Regions from separate parts of the Homo sapiens genome. Here region 1 is linked to region 2. A link is a contact called in ENCODE Hi-C or POLR2A ChIA-PET data. All regions are on one chromosome and are shown on one strand. The core of a region is the stretch at or near the end of the contact, and the rest is flanking DNA. Distances in the headings are between cores, read along the strand shown.

Region 1 (4,047 bases), core at 1,066-3,565, 67 kb before region 2:
TCTTTTTGGGAGCCATATGTTGTAAACATTTCCATTTTGCAAATAAGGAAACCTCTCTAGGTTAACGTGCTGTGTCATACCTAATAAATGCAAGACCGAATTCAGACTCAGGCACTGACCTTAGAACCTGCACCTCTAGCCATGCCAGGTGAATATAAGATAGGAGTTTTGAAGAATGGGTAGACGCTGGGGAGAGAGAGAAGCTAGCATTTTAAATGTATTTTGAAACAGTTATGGAAAACATTGAAAATGTACATGAAGTTGGAGAAAAAGTGAGAAAGCCTTTTGGATATTCTTTCTGCCTTTGTTTCAATGTTTTCCTTTTTCCTTCTTTCTGACCCACTTCCTTTTTCTTTACTTCTTCTTTTCCCTATTAATTGCTTATAAATAGACTTGCTGAATTTCTTGAATAATATCCATAAAATGTTCAACTCAGCTACTTATTTATTTTAAAAAATTATCAATAACAATGGCAACATCATTGATTAAGTACAGTTAAGTGTGAGACAGTGGACAACACTTTGTAAACCTGAGGATACTCCTCCATTGGGTATTATTACTCCCATTGTAATGTTGAGGATATAGGAACTCAGGAAGATTATTACATAATAATGTAATAATCTTGGAGTCTTTTGTCCAAAGTTTCCGAGTCAACTCCTGGATTAGCCAGTATTTGGACCAAGGTCTGTCTGGCTTGTAATTTCGTGATTTCATTATAGCATACTGACTCTCTGATAAGAACAGGAAATATAAAGTGAATTGAACATCATGCTTTTTCTAAGAACAAGATGTAATTTCTGTTTATATTTTAAGAGCCTGTTTATTCCTTTCTCTCCTTATGAGTACTTGGTTCTTGGAGCACCTCTGCATGTAAGATATAATACTGTGCAAGAAGAGATCTGTGATGTAATTGCAATGGCTTCTCCTGTGGATAGCATTTCTGATTTTGTTGTTGGGATTCCTCTCAGTTTGGGAGACAGGCTGGGAGAGATAGTAGGGTTTCCTGAGTCAGCTGCCTCTTGCTGGAGTTAGGACGAGAATTGGTTGACTGAATGTCTCTGGCCTCTTTCCACAGAGGAGGAAGCTTGACGCTGTCTATTACTATATGCGCAGTTTAGCTGCCAGCAACCCTATCCTGACTGCCAAGGAGAGTCTCATGAGCTTGTTTGAAGAGACCAAGCGGAAGGTGAGTGGGGATGTGGCAGAACCCTTCCTTCCTCGAATAGTGCATTTCCCTGAGTGTTGGTGTGCCCTAGCTCTGCGCACCGGCAGGATCGTAGCCAGTGAGGTTTATCCAAGGTGCAGTTATTGCTCAGTGTCTGTGTGTCCTCGGGGAATGACTCATAGTGTCCTTAAATGGTCCCATCAGACTGTGCTGGTGGGTAGTTGGTCAGCCCCTGTGCAGAACAAAACTGTGATCTTCAGGAGAGCTTTCAGGGGCCCTTGGATGTACATGTACGTGCTCTACAGCCTTCAGTCTACAGAATTAATAACTATATGAAACAAAGCAGATGACACTCTGCTACTTTGGGACTGTGGTACAGTATTTTTATTGTCAAATAAATACCGGTGAGGTGAGGCTTTTCTCTTTGTAAGCTGAGTCTCAGGAAAGTCTGAGCTCATGTGTGTTTTTTGTTTTTGAGACAGAGTTTCGCTCTTGTTGCCCAGACTGGAGTGCAGTGATGCGATCTTGGCTCACTGCAACCTCTGCCTCCCGGATTTAAGTGATTCTCATGCCTCAGCCTCCCGAGTAGCTAGGATTACAGATATGCGCCACCACACCCAGCTAATTTTGTATTTTTAGTAGAGACAGGGTTTCACTATGTTGGTCAGGCTGGTCTCAAACTCCTGACCTCAAGTGATCCGCCTGCCTCCGCATCTCTAAGTGCTGGGATTACAGGCGTGAGCCACCACACCAGGCCATGAGCTAATGTGTTTGTATGTTATATAGGCAGAACAGATGGAAAAGAAGCAACATGAGGAATTTGACCTGAGCCCTGACCAGTGGCGGAAAGGAAAGAAGTCTACTTTCCGGCATGTTGGAGATGACACCACTCGCCTGGAGATCTGGATTCATCCATCCCATCCACGGTCTTCCCAGGGCACTGAGTCTGGGAAGGATTCTGAGCAAGAGAATGGGCTGGGCAGCCTGAGTCCCAGTGATGTAAGTTCCTGAGAATGATGCAATGAGCCAAACTAGCTCAGTAAGCCTGGGTGCCCTGGTTCATACAGCTGTGAGGCACAGATACTTCCCACTGATTGCAAGGAAGACAAACCACTTGAGGCTCCCTGATGGTCTTTTCCCTTCTCATGTACGCTTCCTTTATCTTTATTATGTACTTCCCTCTCTCACCACTATGTGTCACTGCAGAATTTAGTAAAAGTAGGATTAGAATTTTTTTTTTTTTTTTTTTTTTTTTGCTGCTTTTTGTTCAGCGTCATCAACATGATGCTTTAGGATTCTATGTGGGATTTTGTACTTATCTTTTCCTCTTGGTTGACCTTATATTCCGAGAATGAACTAAAGTAGCATGGATAGGTTAGTTAGTCTGATTTGTGATGGGCTTTCTATGGGATATCCTCTTATAACTCTTGGGCGGGGACTTTTTCCTTTAAGCCAGGAGAAATGACAGTAGAAAAATCACAGGCTTGTTTAGAAGATTTCTCCTCTTCATTGACTCAGTAAGTAATTATCGACAGTGTGCCAGTCACTAAAGATAACAGTGAACAAGATCTCTTGCTGTCTCAGTGCATTCTAGTGGAGGACGCAAGAGACTTAACATTGTAATTACTTCTGTTTTTGGGGTGCACACCCAGTATATGAGAGCACATAGCCATGGGACCAAAGCAGCCATTGGTCAATTGAAGTATAAAGAACAAGTAGGAGTTAGCTTGAGAAGGAAAGGGAGGTGGTAAAGTGATTCCCAGGCAAAGGAAATAGCATATGCAAAGGGCTGAGGCTGGCTGGGGGAGAGAGAGCACGGTAGGTGGAAAACTGCAGTGGCTGGTTCGTTGCGCCTTAAGGGTAAAATTCACCCAGTGGGTGGTGTAAGCTGGGGCTAGATGTTGAAGGGTCATATGATAAATTATTTGACCTTTATCCTGAAAATAGTAGGAAGCTATTGGATGCTTTAAATAGGGGAATAACATCTGCTCTTCAGAAATAAACCCTGGCCGCTTTGTAAAATGTTTGGAGAAGAGTAAGACTAGAAATAGGAGACAAGGAGGGTGCTGCGGTAGTTCCAAGTGAGATATGAAAAAGACTTGAACCAAGAAATGGCTTTGGAGGTGGGAAGAAGTGAACAGACACAAGTCATATTATTACAGTAGAATCCAAAAGACTTGGTTGAACGTGGGGAGCTCAGGGAGAAGAAAGAGTCAAGGTCTGGTGTGGTGGCTCCCATCTGTAATCCCAGCACTTTGGGAGGCCAAGGCAGGAGGTTCGCTGGAGCCTAGGAATTCAGTACCAGCCTGGTCAACAAAACGAGGCTTCTGTCTCTGTAAAAAAATTTTCAAAATTGGCTGGGCATGGTGATGCGGGCCTCTAGTTCTAGCTACTCAGGAGTCTGAGGCAGGAGGATTGCTTGAGTCCAGGAGTTCAAGGATGTCATGAGCTATGATCCAGCGTAGGTGCCAGAGCAAGACCCTGTCTCAAAAAAGTCAAGAATGAGCCCAAGAGCGTCAAGGCTGCACCACTGCACTGCAGCCTGAGTGATGAGTGAGACTCTGCCTTCCAAAAAATAAATGAATACAATCAAAAACAGGGTCGGTCTCTGTTGCTCAGGCCAGAGTGCAGTGATGCGATCGAAATCCTGAGTTCCAGTGATTTTCCTGCCTCAGCCTCCTGAGTTGCTAGGACTACAGGCACATGCCACCACACCCAGCTAATTTTTTGTAGCGATGGAGACTTGCCCTGTTGCGCAGGCTGGTCTCAAACTCCTGGCCTCAAGCAGTCCTCCCGTGGCCTCCCAAAGATCTGGGATTACAGGCATGAGGTGTATCATGTCTGTCCCATTTTATTTCTAATTATACAAATAATAGATGAAT
Region 2 (4,030 bases), core at 789-3,288:
CGGCGGTCCTTTTCATTGTTTATTCTTTGGCTCTGGAAGTACTGTGGAAGGTGGCTGAGGGGAGCCAGTGCACTTGGCTGTCTTGGGCTCTAGGTGATGTGCAGGAGGATGGTAGAGGGTAATGAGATATTTTTAAATTTCTTTGCTTTAAAGAGTTCAGAGAGAAGTGTAAAGATGGAATAGAAAAATCCTGCCCAGTTTAGAGTTGGACCATGACTCTTCTGTTTTCTGGTGGTTGGGAGTGGTCAGCTGCCAAAAATGTGATCTCTGCTTTTCCTGAAGACCGTGTGGCTTCATGGTTATGAACTTTGCAATTGATCACATTTTGGTAAAATAATATATATTATACATATATTAATTTTAATAGACTGATGGATATCCATCAAAACTTACCCATGATTCTCTAAGATGGTAGAATTAAACATGTTTTAAATTTTCTTTTTTCTCTGTATTTTTGTAGTTTTCTGAAATTATCACAATACTTTAGTAATAATGTATTGTGTAAATGTATTTTTAAAAATTATAATGATAAAAAGAAATATTTGAAATTAGATAAAACTAGGTTCTAATTCTGATTGTTTACTTGCTGTGTTATGCAAATTACTTAACCATTTCCAAACCTGTTTCTACGTCCAGTACCTTGTGGATGGAATACATTTAATAAATGTTTGTTGAATTAAACTTTCCTGCCATAATGTGTTCGCCACTGATTGCCAGTGTTTCTCCCCTTCCCATAAAGGAAGATTCTGTTTCTTATTTTGAACTTGAATTTCAAAAGAAGCAACTTAGGTTTTGAGGGTATACCAGTTGTCTTGTTTTTTTTTGACATTTTGACATTACTGATTCTTCTAACTCTTCCTGCATTCCAGAAGAACTAACAACCTCATAGATCAATTAGGGAATATTTAGCTCATCTTGAAAATGGAATTATTTTAGCTTCATAAAATGCATAAATCCCTCAACTAGAGTATGTCTCCATGGGGACAAGAGACTATATAATATTTTAGCAAATTCCTAACAATGTTCAAGGCTAACTCCAAAATTAGATGCTTATTCTCACAAAAAAGGGCCAGAAATTTTGAAAAAGTTAGGTGCCTAATCAGTGATTGATTGATTGATTTTCTAAGGTCTGAAAATGTATAAAGAGTTTAGGCAAATAAGAAATTAACAGATTGTTGATTTAAAAAAATTATGTCTTATAGGTAAGTATTTGTGCCTTGCAAAATGTTAATACCTTAGAATTATATTTTTAAAAAATTCTGTAAGACTTCCATGATGATGAAGTCATCAGAATCCCTTTGAGATGGTAATGTTACAGTAGACTGCTTTGAGAAATCACGGTTTAAATCTTCAGCCTACTTTTTCCCCCCCTTTTCTTAGCCCCAAACTGTGGGGACCTCTCTCTCTCCCTCTGAAGACAGTAGAAAGCCAAATCTGTAAAAAAAATTCCTATTACCTCACTAATGCTCTTGACCCCATTCCTTGGATACCTTGGTTGGTCCCTTCCAAGGGAGATTGGGGTAGCTGCTTTACCATCGTGGTACCTGCCATCTGAGTTTCCACCTTGCCCGAGATCCCTGAAGGCCAAAAATTTCTGCCTACTGGGAAGAGGCAGAAATACCTCTATGTGTGCGCTGTTTCTTTAAAAGAAAGTGTAGCGGAAGTGATGCTGCGGGGAACATCTGCACTCAGGGCTGAGGGAGAGCGCGAGATGCACTGCAGCTGGTGTAAGGCCCTGGCAGGCTGAGGCGCTGCTGTCTATAGGGGTTTACTTCTGTCTGCATTGAAACATGGCTTGGGAAGGGGTTGGTGGCCTGCTGCCAGCCTCGGTTAGCCTGCCCTTCTCTTTCCTCTTTCCTCCTCGCCGCCCCCCACCCACCCTCACTCCCCTCCCTCATGCTTTAAAGTCGCATTTCCAGGCCAGACGTAGAATTAATCTCTGGGCACTTCACATTGCTGGCAGCTGAAAGCAGGATGTGGGATCTTTTTTTCTCTCTCTTTCTCTCTCTGCGTCTTGGCTGACTTTTTTACCTCTCGAAGAATTTGGAAGGCCGTGAGATCCCCCCCCACACACACAAGTACTGTGGAGTTTTTCAGCACGCTGATCACCCTGCTGCGGCTTCACCCTAATAGACTTCATATGTTGATGCAGTTGACATCAGTATCAAACTATTTTACATGTGATCTGGTGTATTTCCTGAGGAAATCTGCAAGATATTTATTAAGAACTAATAAAATAAACCTCTCCATGAGTTTTTAGGTAGTTTTCAATTTTTCATGTCTGTCTCGTTTCCTCTTATCAATGAGTTGCTATTTTCTCTCTCTACTCTGACCATCGCAAAAGGAAACAAAAATAAATGTTTTAAACTGTTCCTGAAGGGACAGAGAGAGAATAGTTCTGCCATGATGTATCAGCCGGGACTGTATTTTTAGTGCAGCATTGTAGAAACTAAAAATATCCTGTTATAGTAGATCCTTTTTATAGGTCTGTGTGTGTGTGTGCGCGCGCGTGTGTGTGTGTTTATAATGTACGCACAAGTGCCTTTGTGCATCAGCAGCCACTCTTCACATTACAGCTGGACTCCATTAGTCCTTGAAAATTAATGTAATCCTAGTTAAGAAAAAAATTAATTACTGTACCAGAGCTGTGTTTTATCCAAAGCTAGTGTTAGCTCCCTAGCTGGCAGCTTAGTTTGAGAGGCTCCAGGGCCCCGTGGAGTTGTGGCTTTGGTATCGCAGCATTGGCTGCTGTGTTTTTCCTGTCGAGAGCATTCCTCAGTTCTTTAGGGCTAGACATGTGGCATGCAGAAAGTAACCACAGACCCCTCTGCCTCAGTGAAATATTATGTTCCAGTCTGGTCATCCCCCAAAATGGTGTCCGTCACAGGTTTCACTCACCTGCCATAGCAGGTTTTCTTATCAGGTTTCTTTCCAAGAGAGCTACTTCGACAGCGGTATCTCTGTTCATGTTCTTGAGAGGAGAAATAACATTTATCAAAGTCCAGGAGACACATGGAATTTAACCGGGAGGATTTTGCATGGACAATTAAGAATGACAGTCACATTTTGCCCTTACTTTTTGTTTAAGGATTTGACTAGTTTGTTTAATATACACCTTTTATTATAAATGAGTGTGTCAGCGTTGACTGCCGGTTTCTAGTCAGACTTCTCAGCACCAGCCCTGGGTGAGGGGCTGACTGGCTCAGCATGTGAGTAACGTCTCCAGCTTTGTCATCAGTGTTCTGGGAAGAGATACGGGGCACAGCCGAGAAGCCGTTGCCGTCCACCTCGCCTTCACTCTGCAGCTCTTGTGCAATTGCCTGCTCTGTTGTTGTTTGTTTTTCTTCTTCGGGAGCCTGGATTGGGGTGGGGGGGATTGAGAGTGGGGTAGGTAGGAAGATTGCTGTTTCTTTGCTGGTCAGACTCTCCAGGCTCTCTGCGGAGAGTCCAGGCAGGATCTGTCTGACTTGGATTGCAGTTCTCTTTTTCTGCTGAGCTGGGGTGTGGGCAGCCTAGGCCTGTGTAACTCGTGACAGGCCTCCCAAAGTGCCATGATGGCATGGATCCTCGTGGAGCTGTTGAGAACAAAAACAGGGTTAGTGACCTTTTGTTTCTTTTTGGGCATGGGTTCTGAGACTTATCTCTGGGCCTTATGTTCCTGCTAGTGACTCTAGGTCCCCCGGTCCTCTCCCCATCATCCCCTGGCTGACAAATGGTTGAACTCTCAGCTTCCTGTACTTGATCCCCAAACAGTGTAGTTCAGTAAAAGTAGTAATTAGGGCTTTTACAAATTTATTTTATTAGTGAAGAGAGTTGGTAGGTAATGGGCTGTAATTCTAACACAGCCAGTTTGGAGATTAATAAAAAATTTTAAAAGAGCAGTTTTTACCAGAGGCAGTGGGCCCGTTATTTCAAGTTCTCGGCTGAGCCGAAATCAGAGTGGGGTGGGATCCGTGGTAGACTTTGTTGCTGGGAGGATGCAAAGCCACGTTCCTTGTTGTTACAGTCTGTGCAGTGCCCATCCTTGAGG

The links. A loop is a pair of places that touch in the nucleus more often than their neighbours do. ChIA-PET counts read pairs that join two places held with the same protein, here RNA polymerase II (POLR2A). Pooled maps may share reads with other maps.
Region 1: a loop to region 2 is called in a pooled map, with 4 times the contacts of the local background. The contact joins two enhancer-like sites. A Hi-C loop is called at or near these places in 7 of 50 pooled maps. POLR2A ChIA-PET finds 5 or more read pairs at or near these places in 7 of 52 experiments (CD4-positive, alpha-beta memory T cell, GM12878, activated CD4-positive, alpha-beta T cell and 4 more).

What each region holds. Positions count from the first base shown.
Region 1 is chr17:2,280,764-2,284,810 of GRCh38, reverse strand. It overlaps SMG6 (SMG6 nonsense mediated mRNA decay factor), which reads left to right. Exons shown (of 19, transcript NM_017575.5): 7 at 1,076-1,186; 8 at 1,952-2,164. Among named protein-coding and RNA genes, the nearest start is that of SMG6, 21 kb to the left of the region's middle. Within about 2 kb of position 2,315, at least 2 of the 41 ENCODE cell types and tissues checked have a DNase peak (open chromatin) inside an H3K27ac peak, as active enhancers do.
Region 2 is chr17:2,213,704-2,217,733 of GRCh38, reverse strand. All of the region lies in intron 10 of SMG6 (SMG6 nonsense mediated mRNA decay factor), which reads left to right. Among named protein-coding and RNA genes, the nearest start is that of SMG6, 88 kb to the left of the region's middle. RefSeq lists enhancers at 1,362-1,571, 1,934-2,782, 3,137-4,030 and a silencer at 1,882-1,931. Within about 2 kb of position 2,038, at least 33 of the 41 ENCODE cell types and tissues checked have a DNase peak (open chromatin) inside an H3K27ac peak, as active enhancers do.